3 separate regions of the Homo sapiens genome follow, and regions 1 and 3 are each linked to region 2. A link is a loop called in an ENCODE intact Hi-C map of the cell type or tissue named here. Cell type or tissue: heart left ventricle. All regions are shown on one strand. Region 1 overlaps MLYCD (malonyl-CoA decarboxylase). Region 2 has its middle 19 kb from the start of HSBP1. Region 3 holds the start of OSGIN1 (oxidative stress induced growth inhibitor 1).

What was found. Hi-C counts contacts between places; a loop is a spot of excess contacts. Peaks named below come from ENCODE experiments on the same cell type or tissue, not always from the same donor. Only the 100,000 strongest peaks of a DNase experiment are listed, where the experiment ranks them.
Region 1: it touches region 2 in a loop (4-fold over the local background); 17 of 110 quality-filtered maps call a loop at or near these places.
Region 3: it touches region 2 in a loop (15-fold over the local background); 26 of 110 quality-filtered maps call a loop at or near these places.

Annotation. Positions count from the first base shown.
Region 1 is chr16:83,920,252-83,928,251 of GRCh38, reverse strand. MLYCD (malonyl-CoA decarboxylase) reads right to left here. Exons shown (of 5, transcript NM_012213.3): 5 at 1,221-8,000. It overlaps LOC105371372 (a long non-coding RNA gene), which reads left to right. Exons shown (of 2, transcript XR_007065147.1): 2 at 1-4,792. Among named protein-coding and RNA genes, the nearest start is that of MLYCD, 25 kb to the right of the region's middle. In heart left ventricle, CTCF peaks have their summits at 1,204 and 1,410 (motif pointing left); DNase peaks (open chromatin) are centred at 1,411, 2,131, 2,951 and 4,401.
Region 2 is chr16:83,822,882-83,830,881 of GRCh38, reverse strand. No RefSeq gene overlaps it. Among named protein-coding and RNA genes, the nearest start is that of HSBP1, 19 kb to the right of the region's middle. In heart left ventricle, a CTCF peak has its summit at 4,613 (motif pointing left); a DNase peak (open chromatin) is centred at 4,581.
Region 3 is chr16:83,950,218-83,958,217 of GRCh38, reverse strand. OSGIN1 (oxidative stress induced growth inhibitor 1) reads right to left here and starts at 4,978. Exons shown (of 6, transcript NM_182981.3): 1 at 4,848-4,978; 2 at 480-578. The coding sequence starts at 546. RefSeq lists an enhancer at 3,396-4,165 and a silencer at 4,654-4,703. In heart left ventricle, CTCF peaks have their summits at 1,286 (motif pointing left) and 3,990; DNase peaks (open chromatin) are centred at 1,277, 3,367, 4,537, 5,057 and 1 weaker place; H3K4me3 peaks cover 1,984 bases; H3K27ac peaks cover 1,977 bases.

The DNA.
Region 1 (8,000 bases), 97 kb before region 2:
CACTGTGCCAAGCAGAGGCCAGGTTCTGCTGGGGTGCCCCAACTCCTGGTCACATAGGGAAGTTCCTCCTCCCAGGACGCCAAGGTCTGGCTTCTACCTGCATGTAGCTTCTCCTTCTGGTCCCAGTGCTTATCACTGGGGTTTCCAGAACACATCTCTAAGAGTCGGGCGTGGTGGCTCACACCTGTAATCCCAGCATTTTGGGAGGCCAAGGCGGGTGGATCACTTGAGGTCAGGAGTTCGAGACCAGCCTGGCCAACATGATGAAACCCTGGCTCTATTACAAACACACAAAAAATTAGCCAGGCATGGTGGTGTGTGCTTGTAGTCCCAGCTACTCAGGAGGCGGAGGCAGGAGAATTGCTTGAACCTGGGAGGCAGAGGTTGAAGTGAGCCAAGATGGCCCCATTGCACTCCAGCCTGGGCGACAGCGCAGGACTTAGATAAACCCAGGGCAAAGTGCACTTTGCATGTCTAGAGGCAAAATTCTTCAAAGGATTGCCCAGGGTGTGAGATGTGTGATAATCTGGTGGCTCCTGGACGAAGCAATAATCTCATTTAATCCTTTTCCAATTCTTGCTCCTTTATGAGTCTTTTGAGGACTTTCTGAGTCCTCAAAGAGAAAGTCTGTTTGGTAATATACGTTTAAAAAACCTTAACATTTATTAATCCTCCCCCGCCAACCCCGATTTTTTTGAAGAGAGAAAGCAAATGTATCTAACTGAAGTTTAATGCTGTTTTGTTTTTATATTACTTTTTACTTTTAGCTTCTACTTAATAAAAAAATCCAGCTTGTATTGATGGGAGGGATATAAAAAAATTGCGACAGTGCTCAGCAAATGACTGGTGTTTGGGACCCGTGGCCTCTAGATTTAGCGGAGTTTCGATCTGTGATCTGGGCTCCATGCCTGAGACAGAAAGTCATGCCCTCAGTCAGCCCGACTTGAGACCGATGTGAAGCGACTGGAGGGGGCCCTCTGGGACATTTGCAAATGACCACGCCCCTGCTGTACTGCAAACGACGACTGGGCAAGGAGGAGCTGACCACAGGAGGCTCGGACTGGGAGCCAGAAGATTCCCCCGGGGAAGCTTCAGAAAGCAGGAAGAGCAGCTGGTTTGGGCAGTCCCAAATGCCTGCTCTAGCTCTGAGTATCGTTACCTAATCCCTGTGAGAGAGTGGGGAGCGGCTGTGCAAGTTCCGAGTGCAGGTATGCTACCTGTTAGGATTTTATTTTTTTATTTTTATTTTTTTTTGAGACGTAGTCTCGCTCTGTCGCCAGGCTGGAGTGAGTGGCGCCATCTCGGCCAACTGCAACCTCCGCCTCCCGGATTCAAGCGATTCACCTGTTAGGAATTTTAACATTCAGCGCCCAAGCGCAGAGCAGAGGAGGCTGGAGGGGCGCAACACCGCCATCTCGCGGCGACGGGGTGCACAGCGCTTGCGAGGACCCAGACTGGGATCCATCTGTCCCAGAGACTCATTTTCAGCATCAAAGTGCGTCCCTGCGCTGTCCGTAAAGAGCCTGCCATGCGGCAGGTACCGCGCAGGACTCCAGACCTGCCTTATCTTTTGAGATCCCCACAGCCCCTGAAGGAAGGGACCACTAATATCAACATTCACAGGACGAAATCGGAGGTGTCCTTGTGTTCACAGCTGGGCAGCCCACCCAGCTCAAGGGGGGACTTGGGGAACGCTGTCTAGCCTGCGAGAGGTGGAAGTGGGCTCCTGAGAAGGGCGGCCGCGTGTGGCTTCACCGTCCCCTTTTGGGTTTAAAGGGAACTTCCCCGGATGGATTAGGTGTCACGGCAGCAGTGTGAGAATGGAAGCGCCCAAGCCCGTCCCCTCGGCCAGCCCCTTCAGCTCTCTGGGCCTCAGTGTCGTCACCCGTCAAACGGGGACAGGGACCCTCCTTCCCAGTGCAGGGTGGGGTCCGAGTGAGCTAGGGCAAGCCAGCGTTCAGTGCAGGGCAACTGGGGTCTGAGTCCTTGGGGAGCTGGGCTTGGAGAAAGTGAGATCTCGTGGGCTCTGGGAGGGAGGGCCTGTGCTCTGTTCCCACACAGCACCCCCAGCGGCAGGGCTCCTTGGGGAGGCCAGACCAGGGCCAGGCGTGGCCAGAAAGACCCTGCCTTTAAGGGGCTGTGGAACCCTGGGCAAGGAGTGTACCCAAGTAACCAGCGTGGCCCCAGGCCAGGGGTCCCCTCTGCAAGTGTCACATTGGAGGGGGCCCTGATGATCTTGCAGACCCTGCAGCCACCTCGGGCCAGAAGCGAAGCAGGGTCCCTGCCCTCAGAGAGCGTCTAGTCTAGTGGAGATACACACATGAAACTGCCTTGTTTAGAAGCTACCAGGAAGGAGAGGCCCCAGTGAGAAGACGGCAAATAAAGGGGGACTGTGACCTAGTCAAGCCACCAGGGAAATCTTCCTGAGGAGAGGACGATGGATGAACTTTGGAGGCAGAGTGGGCATTGCCTGGGAGGCAGGGAGGGGAGAGCGTTTCAAGAAGAGGGAGGAGCATGTGCCACGCAGGAAGGAGGGAGGACAGGGAGTCCCAGACTGAGGGAGGACAGTGCCAGGAGGGCCTGGAAAAGCAGAGGGGAGGGTCAGGCCACAGCAGGCTTGAGAGGCCACGGAGGGGGCTGTGTGTGACAGGGAGGGTGACGGGGATGGTGGGAGGTAGGAAAGGAGAGGAGAGATGGAACCTGATTTGCATTTCACAATGACAACTCTGCCTGCTGGGGTGGAGAAGGATCTGGAAGAGTCTGGCGTAGGCAGGTGGGCAGAGCACCTGCGAGGTTAGTTAATGCACATAATCAGGAAGGAGACTTTGTAACCTGGGCCAGGGAAATGAAGAGAACAAGGCCAGTGGTCTGTCCAGGGGCCCGGGGACGGGTGGGAGGTGGGGGTGAGGGGAGCCCCAGGGATGGCACCCAGGCTTCTGTGTTACACAGTTGGAGGTGGCCTCGCCAGGAAGGAACAGCTGGAGGAGGCCAGGTTTTGGAGGGAGGGCATCTGCATTCAGCCTTGGCCGTGCTGAGCCTGAGCTGCTGCTGAGCTATGCAGGGGAAACACACAGGTATGGGGTGTCTGTGTCACCAGTGAGGGGACTGTGCAAGTGACTGTCCTAACTGAACACTTCAGAGTGAAAAGAAGCTCTGTTAACAATGATGCCACACCAGGGCCCCAGACAGGGCCTGTCCCCGGCAAACAGGGGCACTAGTGCCCTTGCTATCGGTAGTTAGGAGACAGCAGAGACACGGATGGGGGTGAGATCCTTAGAGAAGGAGGGGACTCCCGGAAGCCGAGAGGAATGGCTGACTAAGAGTGGCGGAGCACAGGTGGGGATGGCCAAGAGGGTGTGCATCTGTGCCAGTGCCGGGAGCATTTGGGAAGTGCAGTGTGGCCCACGGTGGCCCCTGGCCATTGCTGAGGGGGAACCTGGCTGGATGTACCCCCTAGGAGGTCACCGGGGGCCTCGGTGAGAGCTGGCAAGGAGAGGTGGCATCGTGAGCCACACTGGGGTGGAGACTGCAAATGGCCAGTTCTCTCTGGAGCAGCGCCGCTTAAATAAACATGGCTCTGGCATCTTTGAAGGCAGCTCTCTGGTCTTCTCTCCTGCGAAAGTGCTCAAGGAGGCAGTAACTCACGTTCAGGGGGTGCTGTCTGAGCAGCAGGAGTGAGGGCTGCCTTTCTTCAGTGAACCAAAAATATTTGCCAAGCCTCTCCTATGTGCCAGGCGATGGAGACAGATTTACGGCAACAGACGTGAGAGAACAAGCCGGGGGTTCAAGCCTCTGTCACAGACGCACGGGAGCTTCAGAAGCAAGCGCTCCTGCTGGGTGGGATACGGCCCACTCCATCTCCCCCGCTCTAGGAACTGCCTGGGCCACTCATCTCCCCTCGTCAACATGAAGAGGTGACGCCAGCTGTTCTACTCAACTGCTCCGGAGAGACACCTGCTCTGGGTGCACTCACCACAGGGCCAGATCCCCCATCTCCAAACCGGGCCAACCATCGTTCCCACCACGGCCCGGGCTGAGTCTGGGGTCATGAGAGGAGGCTGTCTCTGTGGCGGCGGAGCTGTGCACTGCCTGCTTCCTGCACGAGAGCCAGGTCCGGGTTCCTCCTGTCTTCCCGTGGTCTGGCTGCCCCTCGCTGGCCTGGATTTTATGCTTTGGTGGGAGCTCAGCTTCTCTCCCTGGCAGCCGAGGGCTCGGACCGATACGGCCAGCACTGTGCATGCCCGGGTTTGAGAGAAGCCACCCCAGCCTGGGGTTGTCTTCCACAGACCCCCGCCCCCTTGCCAGAATGTCAGCACCCTAACACCCCCTGTCCTCAGTCTCTCAGCCCAGCCGGGCTACCTTTCTGACCTATTCCCCTCCAGGCTTGCCAAAACCTGCGGCCCACTCTGTTCTGCCCACTGCTGGCCTTCTCCTCTCTGGGCCTTTGCGTGGGTCTCCCCACGTACGGTCAGGAGGTGGACCAGTGCGGTGGAAGGAGAGCTGGGTGGTGGTCGGGCCTGGGTTTGAGTCCCAACTCTGCCCTCACCAGCTGCTCAGCCCTCTCCCAGCTCGCCGCCTCATCGCCTCATCTCTAAGTGAGGAACACTCGCTCCAGCTTCAGGGCTGGACACGGTGATCCTCTAGGGAAGGAGGCAGGCTGGAACCAGGAACGTGTACAGAGAATGCCTGGCCCAGAGCAGAGAATCTCGTTTCTCTCTGCCTTCCTCAATGATCAAGAACTAGCCAGGCGGGAAACGCAAATGCAATGTGGAAATAAACCAAACAAAGGCGAGACAGAGATCTAGGGTCACCTCTGTGAGTCCGCTAAACTGCAAATGAGGCAGACTTTCTGTGGTGAAATCATGGGCAGCTTTTGTTTCTAAGAGTAGATCAAAATGGACTTCATATTTCTGTAAGCGCCTCAGAATCCAATTGGAAATCACAGAGGTGTTTGCTCGATTTAAATCTTTAGTACACCTCATGTTTAATTTCAAACAGAGCTCAGAATAAGCACATGCCTGCACAGAGCACTGAGATTCCCTCACTTCTGAGGCCACACAGAACGAGGAGGAGGGAAGCCCTCTTGGGAGCAACTCTTGGTTGTTCTTGCCCTGGAGGTCAGTGAAGGTCAAGCCCTCAGAGGGAAGGAGGGATGGAGAGGGTAGAAAGAGAAAGACACAGAGAGACAGAGAGGCCTCAGAGTGACCACAGGGAGTTCAGATTCTGAGGCCCTGCAGAGCCAGTCTGGAGCTAGCCGGTGGCCTGGGCTCTCCCTGAGGAGTATGACAAGGGTGCTCAGCCATCAGGGGTCAGGAGGTCCCCTCAAGCCCCTGTGCAATGCCGTGTCCACAGGAGCCATTCCCACCTCTCCCGGGAACGAATGATCCACTTAGTCACCTCTTAGAAATTGTGAGAAGCCAGAAAACCAACAAATATTCAAATATCCAAATAAGGACTGAAAGATCCCAGAACCCGCATTCAGGTGAGCAGGATGGTGGCGCCCAGGTCCAGATGTAGAAACGCCCATCATGACAGGGACTGCTCTGCTTCCCAGGGCAGGCATCAGTTAACTGCTTTATATACATCGTCTCCTTTGAGCCTCTCAGCAGGCTGTGGGGTCGGTACTATGGTTACTGCCACTTAAAGATGAGGAAACTGAGGCAAAGCAAGGGTAGGTGGCTTGCCCTGGGCCACCCAGCTGGAAGTGGTGGGGCCAGCATTTGAACTGGGCACTGGCCGGAGCCAAAGTCTACAGCTCCCTCCATGGTGCCTCACGCTGCATTTCAGAAGAAAAAGGAGCCCATGAACAGGTGAGAGCAGGTGCACCCCAACTCCAGTGGCACCCCTCAAGTCTGAACCCCAGCAGGGTGCATGGCTGGGCCTCTTGTGAAACCCTGTGGGTGGGATGGAGGGAGCTGGGGAGCATCTGATCCACAGATGACAGGGCTCCAAGAGATAAGGAGAGCCGGAACTTAGGTCTCGGATACGGGGGGAATGGAGCAGAGTAGCTCCTGAGATGGGACGGGACGCGGGCTCCGGAAGCACAGGTCGGGCCTCAGACTGAGATGGGGAACACTCGGGGGGGCAGGCTCTGTGGCAGGGGTGGGGTTGTGACTTCAGCCTTGAACCTGGGACACAGTGGAAAGCACTCATGACAATTTATTGTGCAGCTACGGTGAGCCCAACACTGCTGGGCACTTTCCAGAGGAAGACACTGTGGTCACAGTTGTTGCCCAGGGTTCCTGAGAGCAAGTGGGATGGAAACCAGGTCTGTGAGACTGAGCCCCTGCCCTCTTAGCCACTGTGTTCCCCTTGTGACGATGTCACCTGGGCACTGAGTAGCACTTTCCTGTAGGGTGTAGTTCAGAACACTAGGACCCAGTGAGTAGCCTATCACCCTCAGACCTGGCCGCTGTCTGCTTTTGTTCTGCTTTTGTCTCCTCTGCACTGCCACTGTGGGAAAGATGACATGTGTAAGAATGGGTGGTCAGATCATCCCTCAGGAAAAGCGAGGAGCTGGAAGCCACCTGCCTTTCTAGAGGTTCTACAGTAAGAGTGAGACGTAAACAGATGATAAGAGGTTTGTAACACCCATGAAGTGAGGGGAATATTGGTTCAGTGCAGTATCATAGAGGGACGACAGGCTCTTTCTCCTTATGATGGGGACTGAGGCATGGAGAAGGGATGTTAATACATCCATCCACCCATCCTAACATCCTCCGCCATCAATTCATCTGTCCCCCATCCATCCATCTTCCATCATTCATCCATCTTCCTTCCATATACCCTGCGCCATCCATCCACCCACCCACCCACCCATCCATCCATCCATCCTCCTTCCTTCCATCCACCCTCCTCCATCCATCTATCCATCCATCCATCCATCCATCCTCCTTTCCTTTCCTTCCATCTACACTCTACCCTCCATCTATCCATTCATCTTCCTTCCATTAACACTCTGCCCTCCACCATCCATCCAAACATCCACCCACCCACCCATCTATTCATCCATCTTCCTTCCATCCACCCTCTACCACCCATCCATCATTCCATCCATCCATCTTCCTTCCATCCACCCATCTTCCTTCCATCTATTCGTCCATCCATCTTCCTTCCATTAAAACTCTACCCTCCATCCATCCATCCATCCATCTTCCATCCATCCAACCATCTTCCTTCCTTCCACCCACCCAGCCATCTATTCATATACCCATCTTCCTTCTATCCACCCTCCACCATCCATCCACCCATCTTCCTTCCACCCATCCATCTTCCTTCCTTCCATTAACCCTCCACCATCCATCTGTCATCCATCCATCCATCCATCCATCCATCCATCCATCCATCCATCTTCCTTCCTTCCATCCATCCATCTAATGTTCATTGAGGACCTGCTAAATGTGAAGCACTGTAAGAAGTACAAAGATAAAGTTTGATAAAAACAGAAAACCACTGATGACTGTGGAAGCTGGGTGATAGGTCTGTAGGTTCGTTATGCAATTTCTCCCTGCTTTTACATATGTTTGAAATTTTCCATAAGAGGTTAGAGAGATGAGGTGTGAAAGGTGGGAACTAGGAGTTGCAGTCTCGGACACGCCTGCCACACAGAGGCAGCGGATGTGCAGCTCTTCCTGGGCTCCCTGAAGGCAGTGATCTTGGAGCCTGGGAGGCCCTGGCAGAACACAGCCACCCGGAGAGACCTTGCAGATTCGAGGGCAGGAGGGAGGAAGGGGAAAGGGAAGAGGGAGAGAACGAGAATGAACCTCAGGCCTGAGAACGGGCATGGGCTGGGGGTCTTCCTGCGTGTCTCCCAGCTCTGCCCATTGGACAGGGCTCTCTGACACAGAACATTCTGGCTGGCTTTAGGTCTGTCAACTGTTCACAGGCAGCGACCTCAGCCTGGTGAGATGAGCTGCTAGTCAAAGCTGCTAGCTGCCCAAAAAGGTTTTGAGGAACCCGTGCCTAGCCTCACGTGAGCTGGAGGAGATCTGTTTTTATCG
Region 2 (8,000 bases):
ACAACATTCTATGAATGCTAAATATACCTGTTAATGAGGTTGGTATAATGGTATCTTTTGTAGATATTGATTCAAACGTGTTGGACCTCGGAATTTCACTTTGGTATCAATACCATCCCCTTCCCCACAAAAGTCTCTCATAAATGTACAGGTCCTGAGAAGTCCGTAGGCCCCAGCGCTGGGCCGTTTACACCTAATGAGTAAAGTGGCTTCGTCTCGGATGTCCCACCACAGACTCCGCCCCGCAACAGGGAGCCCAGGCTGCCGCCTCCTACAGCTGTGATTTCGAAAAAGAAACGCACCTTGGTACCGACGCTGGGAAAAGCACTCTGCTTGGCCTGCCTCACCACGTGGCCACCTTCAGATCAGGGTTGGGGGGCCTGTCATGTGACCTGAATAACTCATATGACTTTTTGCCAGAGTCACATGGAAGACAGCCCTACTTCAGCTTCTGCATTAGCCACGGTGATTTCTCAGCGGTATGGAGTCAGGCTTTTGCTGCAATGATGCGGCGTCCCTAAACTGACCAGACATGAAACGGAGGCGCCCCCCCATACGCAGCACTGGCCAGGCACAGCCCCTCCGCTCCAGCATGCGCACGTGGCTGGGACGCTCAGCTCCAGCATCTCAGGCAGGGACCTAGGATGGGGCGGGCTCTGTCATCCCCGCTCTTATCCCATTGGATCAACCAAGTCACATGGCCACGCCCAGGGCAAGAGTTTGTGGCCGACACTCCGCTCACCGCGCGCTCCTGTCTACACAACAGGGGAGCCAGGACCTGCCACACGAATGCAACCAGCCCGTTGCCTGCGGTTGAGCCTGGTGACCGTGAACTGGGATTGCCCTCCTGGCTCTGCGGTGCCACCCCCTTGGCCGGACTGCCATAGGGCAGAATGCAATTGACAGACTCACCTTTAGAATACGAATCTGTCATTCTGGGACCCTCGGGAAGTGGTGCGGGGACCTTGTGAGCGTCCCTCTCTCAGGACCCCTGCAGCTCCATCACCATGGGGAAATGGCGGGAAATGTAGGACACGGCTGTCCTGCCTGTTGGGGAATTAAGAAAACAGAAGACAAAATTGATTATACAGGTTATGCGTGAACGTATGTGCCTGTTAAAAAATGCAAACAGTAAAGCAATGTACAAAATAAAATGAAATCACCCTTTTCCCCGCCTCCCTGTAGGTAGACGCTGTGATGTCATCTTTCAGTGCTGATTTACTTGCACGCCTTCGTTCTACTTGAAAAATGGGACTGCAAGCAAAAGATTAAGGGGCATGGAGGGAGGAGGCAGGAGCGGGCCAGGGAGCAGGTCACTCAGGCCTGGCCGGTGCCTCAGCCTCCCTGTGCACTTGTGCACATTCCTCTAGGATACAGGCCCAGCCACCCCAGTGAGTCCCAAAGCCTCTGTCTGTGGGCTGGTTAGGAGGAGGAGGCTTTTCACCTTCCCAGGCTGCTGTTGGCCTCCTGGAGCTTCTGGAATCACACAGAGATGAAGGTTTCTAAAAATCTACCGAGGGCCAGGAGCGGTGGCTCAGGCCTGTAATCCCATCACTTAGGGAGGATGAGGAGGGCAGATCACTTGCGGTCATGGGTTTGAGAGCAGCCTGGCCAACATGGTGAAACCCCATCTCTACTAAAAATACAAAATCAGTCGGGCGTGGTGGCGCACGCCTGTAATCCTAGCTACTCAGGAGGCTGAGGCAAGAGAATTGCTTGAACCTGGGAGGTGGAGGTTACAGTGAGATCACATTATCGCACTCCAGTCTGGGCGACAAGAGTAAAACCCTGTTTCAGATAAATAGATAGATAAAAAAAAAAAAAAAATCTACCAGGATTCCTTATGCTGACGTGCAATTTGATGCCACATGTCAGAGGGGATGGTTGTGCTTGCTACGTGGGGCCTCAATGTAGTGAGGACTGAGCCCCTATTCATTCTTGCTGGTGTCAAGGGACCCAGTGCTTGTCCAGGGGCTGGTGCATCTCTATCATCTCGTAATAGTCAGGTGCAGAGTGCCTTCTTTCCTAGGCTTGTGCCCTCACCCAGTCACATGGGCTGAGGAGTGGGGAGGATGGTGGTCTAGGTAGGATAGCTCAGGTCCCAGAGGCCTTCACTCCAGTCCCAGGGGACAGGCTGTTCAAAGAGGTCAGCTGATCCTCTGACCTCTCCCTTATCTTCAAGACGGAGGTCTCAGCCCCCTTCTCTAGTCTTAGCCAGGACAGAGTATTCTGAGGGTCTCTCCATCAATGAGACTGGGCCATGAAAATGATGAGCCCTTGACCTGTTCTGACTCACTCACCCTCTGCCCTGCCAGAGGCGGGCACTGCCATTGGCTTCTCTGCTCTCCCATCTTCCAAGGAGGATCTGGCTTGGACTGACCATTTTAAGGGGTGCTTTCATGAAGTAGAATCTGGAGGTGAGTCGGAGGATGAAAAGGGCTGCAGGTTCCTGGGACAAGATGGTGAGGTGTTCCTGGGCACAGACACACCTGGGGGAGTGAGGGGTCCAGGGAGGCTCACGGAGAGACTGGAACCCTATTGTTGGGCCCGCGTGGCCTCTTCACAGCAGCGGAAAACTGAAATAAAGACTTGTGCAGTTTCTCAGACAGCAACGCCATCCCGAGTCTGCCTCACATGGGTCCCAGCCTGCACACCCTCTGTGAATAGTGTGGATGGGATAGGAGTGCCCTGGGAGATGAGAAGGGATGCACTGCAAAGCTGGGGGTGGGGTAATCGCTGATTGAAGAAGAGGAGAGAAACTCACTCCATAGCCTCGAGGAGCAGATATGACAGCGCAGAAATCTGGGCTCCACCAACTACAAATTGCGGGACCCTGTACTAAGAGTTTTCCAAGCTGCAAGCACTGTGTCGTACTCCCAGTCACTAGCACAAAGCTCCCCATTGACCATCGTGGCACTGTAGGGGCCCGTATTCATTTCCCAGGGCCACTGCAACAAAATGCCCCAAACTGAGGGGCTTACAACCCCAAACTGAGGAGCTTACAACCTCAAACTGAGGGGCTTACAACAGAAGACACTTACCCTTTCATAGTTCTGGAGGGCAGAAGTCCAAAATCAAGGTGTCTACAAATCCATGCTCCCGGGAAGATCCTTCCCGCCCCTCCAGCTCCTGATGGTTCCTGGAGACACTTGGTGATCGTTGATGTTCCCTGGCTCCCAGCTGCGTCACTCCAGTCTCTGCCTCCATCATCACGTGGCCTTCTCCCTGGGTGTTTCCTATCTGTGAAAATTACCTTCTTAGAAGGACTCTAGTCATTGGATTTAGGGCCCACCCTAATTCAGCATGACCTAATCTCAACTTGATTACATATGCAAAGAACCTGTTTCCAAATAAGATCACATTCACAGGCAGCGGGAGTTAGGACTTCCACACGTTTCTGGGGGGACACAATCTATATAGTGACCTTCCCATGTCCCCTGCCTTTGTCACTTCTGTAAACTCTGGCCTGACATCTGACCACCAGCAGCTGTGCTTCTTTGCTTGAGAGCTTTCTGTTGCCGCTGGATTTCACGCTACCATCCGTTCCAGGGAATTGGCACCACTGCGTGCCCACCTCTCCACCCCAGCAGCCCCCAACCATGACTGACAGGTGTTGGTATATAAGTCCCGCAGGCCCCCTTGGGTGGGAAGACTAAAAAAAACACCAATTTTCAACATTTGCTCATATATGGCAATAAGATAAAGTGGGATGTGGACTGATTAGCGGGTCAGAGGATCTGGGTCGAATGCCAGTTCGCCTCTTACCAGCTGTGCTACCTTGGGCAAGTTCATTCATTCATTCATTCAACAAATAAATATTGGTAGGGTGTGCCAGCCAATGTCCAGGATACTAGGGAGTCAATGAAGGCAAAAACAGTTCTTGCCTTCTTGGTGCTTACAGGCTAGTGAGGGAGAAAGACAATCAAAGAGTCACACAGATACACATACCACCATGATAGAAGCTCTGAAAAGAACAAGCTGGTATGAAAGCAGAAACCACAGCACCAGGCCAGGTGTGCAAGATTTGAGCAAAGCTCCCTGAGGACGTGATGTCTGACTTGAGATGTACCTATACCGAGCTGTTCGCCAAGTGAAGGAGCTGTGCGGTGGGAGGATGGGATTTCTGCCAAAAACAACAGCACAAGCAAAGGTCCTGGGGTGGAAGGGAGGCCAGCACGTCCCAGAGACAGCTTGCAGAGCATGATTTACTCTTCTGTTTAGAAACAAAAGAATATATAAAAATGCCCAACTTTCAGATTATCGGGAAAATCGAATGAAACACGGCACAGGAAAGTCCCTATCAAACATCCTTCCTTACAGCCTTGGGAAAATCATGCAGGGGTCTGAAGCTTCTCATCCTGGGAGCGGGGTGGGGCAAGGGGGAAATTAGACCGTCCCCGAAAGCGATTACTTCATGCTGCCTCTTTATTTGCATGCAGGTCATGTGCCTCTTAGGTATCATTTCTTGGGGCGTTGTTTACTTTAGTTCTGAGACTCAGGAGTAAATTATGCAGGTTCCCTGCCAGACCTTCTAGCAAAGTTGTCCTCTGGGTTTGGGGCCTTGCCCGAATCCTGGGGCTTTAGTTGCACAACGCTGCCCTCTGCTGGCCACAGATGGAAGTCTGGGCGCGGCTACTGAGCAGGGCAGGCCACGGTACTACGTGGGTGGCCTTCATCCTGGTTTTGCTCTGTTTTCGCGTGGAGATGGGGCTTCCACTCACACTGAACAGTCAGTCTGCTTCTCTTCCTCTCTTCTCTCCTCTTCCTTTCACCCACTGAATGAGTGCTTAAGCCCCGCCCTAAGCATGGCACGTTCATAATCTTATTGCAATCTGCACAAAAACCTGGAGGAAATTATTGCTATCCCCTTCGCAGAAATGACAGTCAGGAGGCTTGCGGTGACCAGGTGACTTTCCCAAGATTATGAGCAATAAAGCTGGAAAACAGGGCTGGCCTCTGGGGTCTGTGACCTACGCACAGGGCCCTGTGCTCGGTTTAATGCTCTGCCGTTGTTATCTTGAGATTCCTAATAGTTTCTGAACACAAGACGCTGCATTTCTTGGGCAGGCGTGGTGGCTCACGCCTGTAATCCCAGCACTTTGGGAGGCCGAGGCAGGCAGATCGCCTGAGGTCAGGAGTTCGAGACCAGCCTGGCCAACATGGTGAAACCCCCGTCTCTACTAAAACTACAAAAATTAGCAGGGCATGGTGGCGGGTGCCCGTAATTCCCAGCTTCTTGGGAGGCTGAGGCAGGAGAATCGCTTGAACCCGGGAGGCAGAGGTTGCAGTAAGCCAAGATAATGCCACTGCATTCCAGCCTGGGCCACAGAGTGAGACTCGGTCTCAAAAAAAAAAAAATAAAATAAAATAAAAAAATAAAAATAAATAAATAAATAAAAAGACCCTGCATTTCCGTTTTGCACTGGGCCTGGCAAGTTTGTGTCTGCCCTGCTGTTGGAGCTGTGGGTTCCAACCAGGCCTGCTTCACTGCAACCCCAGTGCTTTCCTGTCTCCTCCAGGGCTCTTTCTAGAAGGCACACCTGGCAGCTCAACGTTTAACTTCCAAGAAGGCGCTCCATTACGTACGGGATAATGCGTCTTATTTCCTAACGCCGGGATTCTCACCCTGGCTGGACACCCAGGGGAGGGAGGACTTTGGCAAAATACTAATGATGTGGGCATGATGAATGCTGCACGTGGGGCCCTAGCATTGCTGTGTGTAAAAGTTTTCCAGGTGATTCTAATGAGTAGGTAGAATACAGCACCATTGGTGTAGGGCCTGGCACAGTTCCTGGCATTCAGTGGGTGTTTAATAAATGTTTTCCAACTTTTTAGAGCACCGAATTGACTGGAGGGCTTATGCTGAGAATTAAACTGAGTCGTGAAGAAGAAGAGACTCACCTTTGGGTTCCATGTTGGCGTCAGACTAGGAGCTCGGAGTTTGCCAGGCAATGGGGGAAGCTACCTGGGGCTGGCTGGAGAGGGAGAGAGAGTGGGAAAGACTTGGAAATTAGGTGCACCTTCCTGAATATTTGGAGCTTGGTGAGCCTTAAATTTACGTAGCCTGTAAATAGCACCTGATCCCACTTAGGTAGCTCTTCTCCCCCATCCTCAATTCCAGTTCTTTGATGAGTGGGTTAATCCCATGCCTGGTCTCAGTGTAGGGTGCTGAACCAGGCCTGGCCGATGAGATTATTCCACTCCTCTTGGCTGGCTTCCGTGACTGGCTCAGAGATAGGCATATACCCCAAATCAGACCAAGGAGATGCAACCTTGGGACATTTGCGGGAACTTTGGGAAACAACCAGGGAAGCTGTTGTTGTCCAGGGGTTGATGCCTGAGGGGTTTGAATGCAGCTGGAACTGCTTGTGGCCATCTTTCCATGGTGGCCAAGGCATCATACAGGATGGTAGAGTTGAGTGGCAGCAGCCATTCCTGATGAATTTGAGCAGCTGGATCAGCAATGTCTGAATTGACCCCCAAACCCCAGCTTCCAAGTGTCAACAAATGCCCTTTCTTGCTTCAGTGCCTTGAGGTAGATTACTGGCCACTTGCAGCTGAAAGCAAGTGATAAAGAATGTAAATATCCTGAAGAGAATTTCCTGTCCCTTGGTTCCTGAATCACCTTATAGGGATTTGCAGGGAGCTGAATATTCAGTCCGGAGTGAGAGATGCATTCAAGGAGCAAATGGCACTGTTACCCGAGTCAGTCTTGTCTTCAGTCAAGATGACATCCTGAGATCCTGAGATCTTTCCCCCCAATCAGTACAACAGCAGACCTTTGATACTGACTCTATAGGATCCTTTTTTTAAAAAAATTTTATTTATTTATTTATTTTTGTCCGACCACAGCTTGCCAGGATATGCATCTATCCAATGATCAAATGTTTGCTGAGCATCTACTTCGTGCCGGGCACTGTGCTGGTACAGAACTTGTGAAGATGACAATGTTTCCAGGTCAGCCCAGAGAAGCCAGTGCAGCCCATTAGACGATTTTCAGAATCATGGGCTGCAGAGTATGGAAGCATTCTATTTATTCAATTATTATTTCATGTAAGCAGTTGTAAGAATATTTAAACCTACTGCACACGTTAATAAACAGATACATAGTAGGTAGCCAAATTTTACCACACTAGTCATGAGACAAAACTGACACAAAGGAATGTGCAATATTTTTTTTTTTGAGATAGGGTCTCATTATGTTGCAGTGGCACGATCTTAGCTCACTGCAACCTCTACCTCCTGGTGTCAAGTGATTCTCCCACCTCAGCCTCCCAAGTAGCTAGGATTATGCAGGCATGAGCCACCACACCTGGCTAATTTTTGTATTTTTTGGTAGAGATGGGATTTCACTGTGTTGGCCAGGCTGGTCTTGAACTCCTGACCTCAAGTGATCCACCTGCCTCGTAAAATGCTGGGATTGCAGGCATGAGTCACCGCACCCAGCCGGTGCAATAATTTTTAAAACAAATTTTGGCTGCTGGTGTTACTGCCAGGGAAAAATGGATATTTCCACAAGGACTCTGATGGCAATGCTGGCCTCTTGAAGGGCTTTGAATGTTGATAATACAGGTTCTTTGAGGACAGTTTGCTTTTGAGACACTGGCCCCTCTCAGGGCGAGCCTGGAACCTTCCTCTCCTGGCAGTCTCTTGTGACCTGTGCCATGGCAGAGTCAGAAAGATCATACATCAAGCAGAGTCATATGTTAGTAGTTGACTGTAGGTAGTATGCAGGTGTTCACTGTAGAAATTCTTTTAGTTTTGTTGAATGTTTAAAATTTTTCAAAATAAAATGTTGGAAAAAATGAACTTGATTCAAATTTATTTCCCTCCTTTTTTTTTTTTTTTCAATTTTCTGTTTTTCTTTAGCTTCTCTTTGATTACTAATGTTGCCAGTCCCAGAGCAATTGCTTTCTGCAAACAAGTTCTCAGAAGCCTCAGATGAATTTTGGACCTAATTTAATTCCCAATTTATTTGCTTATGAAAAAAAAAAAAGGCT
Region 3 (8,000 bases), 130 kb before region 2:
AATGGCTTAATTTAAAGACCACTGTAAAGAGGCCAGGCCTGGGCCAGGCATGGTGGTTCACACCTATAATCCCAGCACTTTGGGAGGCTGAGGCAGGCAGATCACTTGAGGTCAGGAGTTCGAGACCAGCCTGGCCGACATGGCGAAACCCCATCTCTACTAAAAATACAAAAGTTAGCTGGGCATGGTGGCATGCACCTGTAATCCCAGCTACTTGGTAGGCTGAAGCAGGAGAATCGCTTGAGCCCGGGAGGGAGAGGTTGCAGTGAACCAAGATTGCACTACTGCACTCCAGCCTGGGCGACAGAGTGAGACTTTGTCTCAAATAAATAAATAAATAAATAAATAAATAAATAAAAAATAAACCCCAAAAACGAAAAAAGACACCAGGCCTGGACTTGCCCAGCTCCTGCCCTCAGACCTGGGGGGTACCCGGAAGGCTCAGCGGAGCCCCTCCCTGGCTGGGGCCTGACACTCACCCACAATGATGACCGGGAGGGGCTCTGAGCTGCTGGCGCCGAGGTGGTCCTTTCTGGAGGAGCTCATGGCTGGTGGGGGGCTTGGGGCTGGCAGCGGACCTGGAGTGGGGGAGAGGGGAAGGAAGAGTCCATTCGGGTGAGGCCTGGGTGTCCACACAGCCACTTCACCTCCCAGCTAGGGTGGCCTCCTGTGGCCCTCAGGGTCTGGTCCGGGGTCCCCATGAGACATATCTGACGGGACTCCCTTCTTGCTCTCACACAGCCTCTGCTCCAAACAGGCTGTTTGCCCCACCCCTCCCCAGTCATGCAGAATGTGCCCTCCCCTCCTCGGGCCTGGTTGCCCCAGGCAGCCACTGTCCCTCCGAGCCTCACTCTACTCTCCCATCTCACTGGGGCAGTAACAGTCCCCGAAACTCATTATCTGTCTTCCCGAGAGGCCATTCCTGCCCAACCCAGGAACCAGCCCTGCCAGACCCTTCTGTGGGCCACAGTCCTCGAGTCCCAGTGTGGCCTGGTGGACTCGTCATCCAGCCCTGGCACGTTGCTTCCTATCCCATTCCCGGGCCTCTCTGGGTCTCAGTTTCCTCATCTGTAAAATGGAAGCAATGAGTCCCTACCTCCTAGGGTGGTTGAGGGACACAGTAGGATCACAGACGGGAAGCACCTGCCTGGAGTGAATCTGCCACAGGGAATGGGCCAGCGCTGTGGCCTGCCCCAGGAGCTGGGATGGACTTGGGGAAATGGAAGCAGTGGCCAGGTTTGGGGACGTGCTGGTGAACCTGCCATCTCTGGGGCAGCCGCGCCCTCTGCTGGCCGCAGGCCCAAATCGCTCAAAGGGACCCAAGTGCTGGTCCTAGAGCTGCCGGTTCCCAGAGGAGCATCAGACCTACCTTCTTCCCCACACCAGCTAGCAGCGGACACCAGCCTCACCCGAGGGCCACATGCTGCCATCCTGAGGACCACAAGGCAACACCCTTGTGGGCACAGGGATGATGAGCATTTGGCACTTACTGTGTACCGGGTATTTGACATGCTTTTTCTCATATCCGCCTCACGCTGACCCTGTGCAGCCCTGGCCATATTAATGTCCCATTTCACAGATGTGTAAACGGGGCTCAGAGAGGTCGCACAAACTTCTCAGTGTCACACAGCTGGCTTTGAAACCCAGGGCTCACTGGTGCCAAGACCCTGCCAGTGCCACCACCCACACCACTCGGCCTGTCCCTCGAGATCCAGGGCCCATCCAGGTGTCACACTCAAGTGGGCGGGCACAGGGCTTGGACCACCCAGAGTGGCCAGGGGTGGGGGCCCAGGGCCACCTGCCTCCAGAATTCTTCCAGAGAAAGTGGGAATCTGGATTTCTATGTGAATGATCTGAGTTGAAGAAGTGGGCAATGAATGAACGCAGAGTTTTGGAAGATGCTTAAAAGGCCAACCAAACACAGCTGAGACCAGTGTGTGGCCTCTGATGTGTGCAGGGTGACAGAAACACCTTCGTCCACCTCCAGGCAGGTCCCGAGGAGAGGGATGAGAAACTGCCACACAGATGGGCCACTGAGAGGACCTATGTGTCGCCCCCACAGTGACAACAACTGACCTTCTCAGAGCACTCTACAGTTTGCAAGGAGGTTGCATCTAAGCAGTAGCGTCCAGCCCGCTCAGCAGCCTTGAGAGGTGAGCCCTGTCACCTCTGTCTTGCAGGTGAGGAGAAGGAGGCTCCGAGGGTGAGGATGTGCCTAGCGGGGAAGGGGTCTGTCAGGGACCCCTGTGTCGGTGCTCTCTGCTCCCTTGAGCATAGCCTTTCTTGCCTCCACTGGCGTGGGGGCCAGGGACAGCCTCCGTGTCCTGTCTAGGCAAGCTCGTGTGCCCAGCACCGAAGACCTCCTCCTCCCTTTCCAGAGAGAAGGAAGGTGACACGCTGCAGTCACCAGGGACCACATGGCCTCTTCATGCTCAGCTCCCTACAAGACCCCAGGCTGCCTGCCTTGAGGGGGAGATTTCAGGGGGACGCTGCCACCAATTATAATAGTAGTAGTAGTTACAAGAACAACAAAGACAGCATGTGGCTGACATTTCCATACTTCTGTGGAGTGGGCTGGGTGCCAGGCATGATCTCAACACTTAATACACGTTAACAAATTGAATCCTTATTTAATCGGGTTGTTGTAAGTACTCTGAGGGCCAGAGCGTTTCTCACCGCCCTTTATAGTTTGCAAGGTGGTTGAACCAGCTCTTGCAGGCTGGGCTGGATCAGAGCCCAGGCCGCCCTGCTCCAGAGCCTTCTCTGTGCCCCAAGTGCTGTGAGAGGTCCTGCTGAGACCCCTCTGCCGGGTGGAACGTGCAGTGTCCGTTCCAGGGTCCCCCACTTCTCTGTCGCAGCGCTAGTGGCAGGCGGGGAGGCAGAGGGACAGCTGAGGACCTGGTGTTCTGGCTGGGAAGGGATCATTTCTCATTGACTCTGGGTGCTGAGTATACCCAGAGGCCTTGGAGAACAGGACTACGGGTCTCAGAGTGCTTTCTCTGGCTTGCTCCTGATACCCTCGAATGGCTCTGGGCCCCTCAGTCCTCATCATGGTCCCCGGGAACAGCAGCCACTGGGGAGCATGGGACCTCCTGGTAAAGGGCTTCCCCGCATCACCTCCTTTGATCCTCCTAGCAACCCACTTTGCAGATGAGGAGACTAAGGCTAGGAGAGGTGAAGCCGTGCCCTGAGGCTACAGAGCCGGTGGGCGATGGAACTGATATTTGATCCCCGTGGGCTGACACCCCCAGGCACCCCAGCCCCTTCACCAAACGAGTGAGCCAACCTGCTCCATCTGCCCCAGTGCGCCCACCCTGGGCCATGCCCTGCCCCTCCTTTGTTCTTTCAGATTTTCCCACCACCCCAAGAAGGGCATTTGCAGGAGCCCCTGCTGGCCAATGAGGAATCAGAACTGGCTGCCCCTTCCCACCCTTTGCAGGCAGCAGAGGACACTGGTTTACCACCAGGGCTTTGGGGCTCCAAGTCCAGGGCTCCCTCCTGGGACTGTCCTCAGGCTCTTGAACAGAAGCTTCTGGATGCCACATACATGAGGTCACCACCCAGGGGCTGGACCTGAGAAGTCACTTCCCGTTCAGAGTGACACAGGACGCCCCAAAGTCCGAAGCAGCTTGACGCTGTCACTCATAACCTCGGACAAATATGCTGCCAACTTACAAAAGAGAGTTCAAAAGTTTCATTTCAATTCCTTTTGTGCTTTTTAGTTTTACGGAGTTGGAAGAATCAATTTTTAATGTTATCTTTTTAAGTCCCTTTAATTGAAGATGGCAGATGTTGATGGAAAGAAGTTAACATTAAAAATTGATGTTTCAAATTTCACAAAGGCAAACAGGATAAAAGAAATGAAAACAGTTGCACCTTCGACTGACGTTTCTTTCAAGTGTGCGGCATTTGTACTTCTGAGGTTGTTAAAGCTGCAAACTGCTCTGAGACTCTGGGACACCTGTATGTCTGCGTTTCTTTGGCACCTCTAGTGGCCATTTACTCCTTTGCCTTTGAAGACACCCCAGGAGGTGGGTGTTCTTATCCCCATTGTGCAGAGGAAGAAAAGCTGGTCAGGAGGAGTGGGCGTCTTGCCCCAGGTCACCTAGGAGGGTCCAAGACCACGGCCATGTGACAAATCTTAGTTCTGCCAAGTCCCCTCCAGTAAAACAGCTGATTACAGGGAGACCAAGAAAGTGACACGAAGCCCTGGGGGCGCTAAAGTGTGAGGGGGTGGTCTGTCCACGCAAGCGGCACTTGCCATTTATCACAGACGAGCCCTCGCCCCAGTGCCGCACACCTGGAGCCCAGGGTCTCCTGCAGCTCCCCAGCCTCCCAGGGGCCGCCCTCCCAACCCGCCGCACTCTTGAGCCTCCTGAGAGAAGCTAAGTCGCTGGGACCTCCAGGGATGGGGGCTGTTCATGGGCACCCAAGGGCTCTGTCCCTCCTGAGCAGGAGAAGCAGAAACCCAGAAGGCACCCAGCCTGGCTGCCGACCCAGTGGCCTTGGAACAGCTGGGCAGTAAGCCCGGGCTGGCCACACCCCTCTTTCCTGCTAGGAGCGGCGGTCACATGGCCCAGGGTACGCTGGGACTGTGGCCGCTTCAGCTGCTTGGCTGAGGGTACCAGGCACCTGGACAGGGACACAGCTGAGGATCTGGGAGGAACCTGGTGTAGGGGAGAATCCTGCCGGGCTCCAGAGAACCCAGGCGAGGGCCTCCACTCAGGACCACCCGGGACCCCCGCCTGGCGCCAGGGCTCTGCAGACCCTCCGGTCCAGCTGGGCTTGCCACGGGTGCCTGGGATGTGCCTGATTCCCTGCCCCGGAACCTGGCCCCGGACACTCACCTGACAGGCAGTGGTGCAGGAGCCCAGTGAGCCCGGCCAAGTTGTGCACTAGGAGGGTCAGGGGAACACGGATCACAGAGTCCCCCGCGAGATCGGGACACCCATTACCCTGTGGGGATCCAAGAGGCTCTGAGAGGCCAGAGGGAAGTGAGGGTATTTCACGGGGAGGGAGGAGGCGGCGCAGGCAGTGGGCGGGGCCAGGAAAATCACTTTCATAAGCGTGAGTCAGCAGGGGCCCGTGATGAATGAACTTGCACACTGGGCGGGTGTCACGCTGCCTGCCTCATGGCCAGCCTTAAAGGGCCCCTGCTGGGCGGCCTGCCAGGGGGCCTAGGGTGGCGCTCCCTCCCAGCCACCTCCCCCTAGCCAGACCCCCATCCCTGGGGCTCAGTCTCTGGAGGAGGAACCAGTGACCTCTGAATGAGCCAGCCTGGCCTTTGCCATAAGCGAAGAGGAGATGGCTTTGTCCCGCACACAGTTAAAATAACAGTACCTTTAAGTGGCGAAACCCCGTCCAGTTCCCGCATTCCACCTGGATTTCACTGCACCCTCCAATCCCCAAAAGCCCTCTGGCACCAGCCTGCCTGGGCTGCGAATCCAGCTTTGCCATTTCCCAGCTGCAGGGCTCTGGCAAGCTGCCTTAGGGCCCGCACCTCAGTTTCCTCATCTGAAAACTGGGGCCAAGTCACAGATTGTCTCTACCAGAGTGGCCGTGAGGGTTTACATGACATCCTTCTTGTCTGCCATGCTTAGAACTTGAAGCCTGCTCCCAGGCTCTTCTCTCCTGTTTTATGTGGGTAGCACTGCACACCCCACACCTTGCTGTTTCTTAATTATTATTATTTTGAGAAGGAGTTTCGCTCTTGTTTCCCAGGCTGGGGTGCAATGGCGCGATCTCGGTTCACTGCAACCTACGCCTCCCGGGCTCAAGTGATTCCCCTGCCTCAGCCTCCTGAGTAGCTGAGATTACAGGCATGTGCCACCACGCCCGGCTAATTTTGTATTTTTGGTAGAGATAGGGTTTCACCATGTTGGCAAGGCTGGTCTCGAACTCCCGACCTCAGATGATCCGCCCGCCTCAGCCTTCCAAAGTGCTGGGATTACAGGCGTGAGATGCCACACCTGGCCTATTTCTGAATTATTTTATTGTCTCTCTTCCCAAACCAGAATGTGAGCTCTGTGTGGGCAGGGAAGTATATTCGTGACTGCTCTACACAGTGTCTAGAACAGCGCTTAGGACACATAGGCACTCAACATCGGTTAAACAGAAGGGAGGCAGGGAGGGAGGGAAGCAGGGGGGGAAGGAGGGAGGAAGGCAGGGAGGGAGGGAAGTAGGGAGGGAAGGAGGGAGGAAAGCAGGGAGGGAAGGAGGGAGGGAAGGAAGGAGGTAGGGAGGGAAGCAGGGGGGGAAGGAGGGAGGAAGGCAGGGAGGGAGGGAAGTAGGGAGGGAAGGAGGGAGGAAAGCAGGGAGAGAAGGAGGAAGGAGGAAGGGAAGAGGGAGGGAAAGAGGGAGGAAGGGAAAGAGGGAGGAAGGCAGGGAGGGAGGGAAGGAGGGATGGAAGGAGGGAGGAAGGCAGGAAGGGAAGGAGGGAGGGAGGGAAGGAGGGTGGAAGGCAGGGAGGGAGGGAGGGAGCTGCCGCGGTGCACACATGACCTCAGTGTCCATTCGCTGTTGTTTTCAGTGTTGATGTTGTTGTCGCCCGCCCTCGTCCTCCTGTCTGCCACCCTCGAGGGGCGGGGGATGGGGGTGCACCTTTGAGTGCAAACTTTAAGAGGGAACCAAAACCAGTAAACAAAATAATATTTTGAGGCAATTAAAAAAAATCTAAATGAATGCAAAAAAGCCAGGATAAACCCAGACAGGTTCCAGAGCAGTGCCTTGGGGCTGATGGGAAGAGGAGAACCAGGACTTCCGATGCCGTCTGTGTTTATAATAAAAGTTTGATATTTTTTCCATTCTGGATTTTTTTTCATGAATTTTGATGTGTAAGAACACTGCATGGACACAGTATGTATTCTGGTGATGGGAGTGCTTTGCTGCCCCTAAAATTTTGTGCCTGAGGTGATGCCTCCCCCTCCTCACCCTCGTCCTGGCCCTGGTGGCCACAGCCCTGCCCTGGAGTCAGGCACATCCTGGAAGCCACAGCCCAGGGTACCGGAGCATCTGCCAGCAGGGGCTGGGGCTGGGGCTGGGGCTGGTTCCTGGTAGAAAACAACTCTGATGAGGTGAGAGTAGCAGGAACCTACAGAGGGCGAGAGAGAGAGAGAGGGAATGAGGATGTGTGTGCATGTGTATGTGTGCACATGTGCTCATGTGTGCATGTGTGTGTACGTGTGCCAGTATGTATGTGCATGTGTGCACATGTGCTCACGTGTGCATGTGTGTGTACGTGTGTGCCAGTATGTATGTGCATGTGTGCACATGTGCTCACGTGTGCATGTGTGTGTACGTGTGCCAGTATGTATGTGCATGTGTGCACATGTGCTCACGTGTGCATGTGTGTGTACGTGTGTGCCAGTATGTATGTGCATGTGTGCACATGTGCTCATGTGTGCATGTGTGTACGTGTGCCAGTATGTATGTGCATGTGTGCACATGTGCTCATGTGTGCATGTGTGTGTACGTGTGCCAGTATGTATGTGCATGTGTGCACATGTGCTCACGTGTGCATGTGTGTGTACGTGTGTGCTAGTATGTATGTGCATGTGTGCACATGTGCTCATGTGTGCATGTGTGTGCATGTGTGCACATGTGCTCATGTGTGCGTGTGTGTACGTGTGCCGGTATGTATGTGCATGTGTGCACATGTGCTCATGTGTGCATGTGTGTGTACGTGTGTGCCAGTGTGTATGTGCATGTGTGCACATGTGCTCATGTGTGCATGTGTGTGTACGTGTGTGCCAGTATGTATGTGCATGTGTGCACATGTGCTCATGTGTGCATGTGTGTGTACGTGTGTGCCAGTGTGTATGTGCATGTGTGCACATGTGCTCATGTGTGCATGTGTGTGTACGTGTGTGCCAGTATGTATGTGCATGTGTGCACATGTGCTCACGTGTGCATGTGTGTGTACGTGTGTGCTGGTATGTATGCGCATGTCTGTGTGTGCGTATCTGCCAGTGCTGGCAGTAAGGGAGGGCCTGATAGCTGGG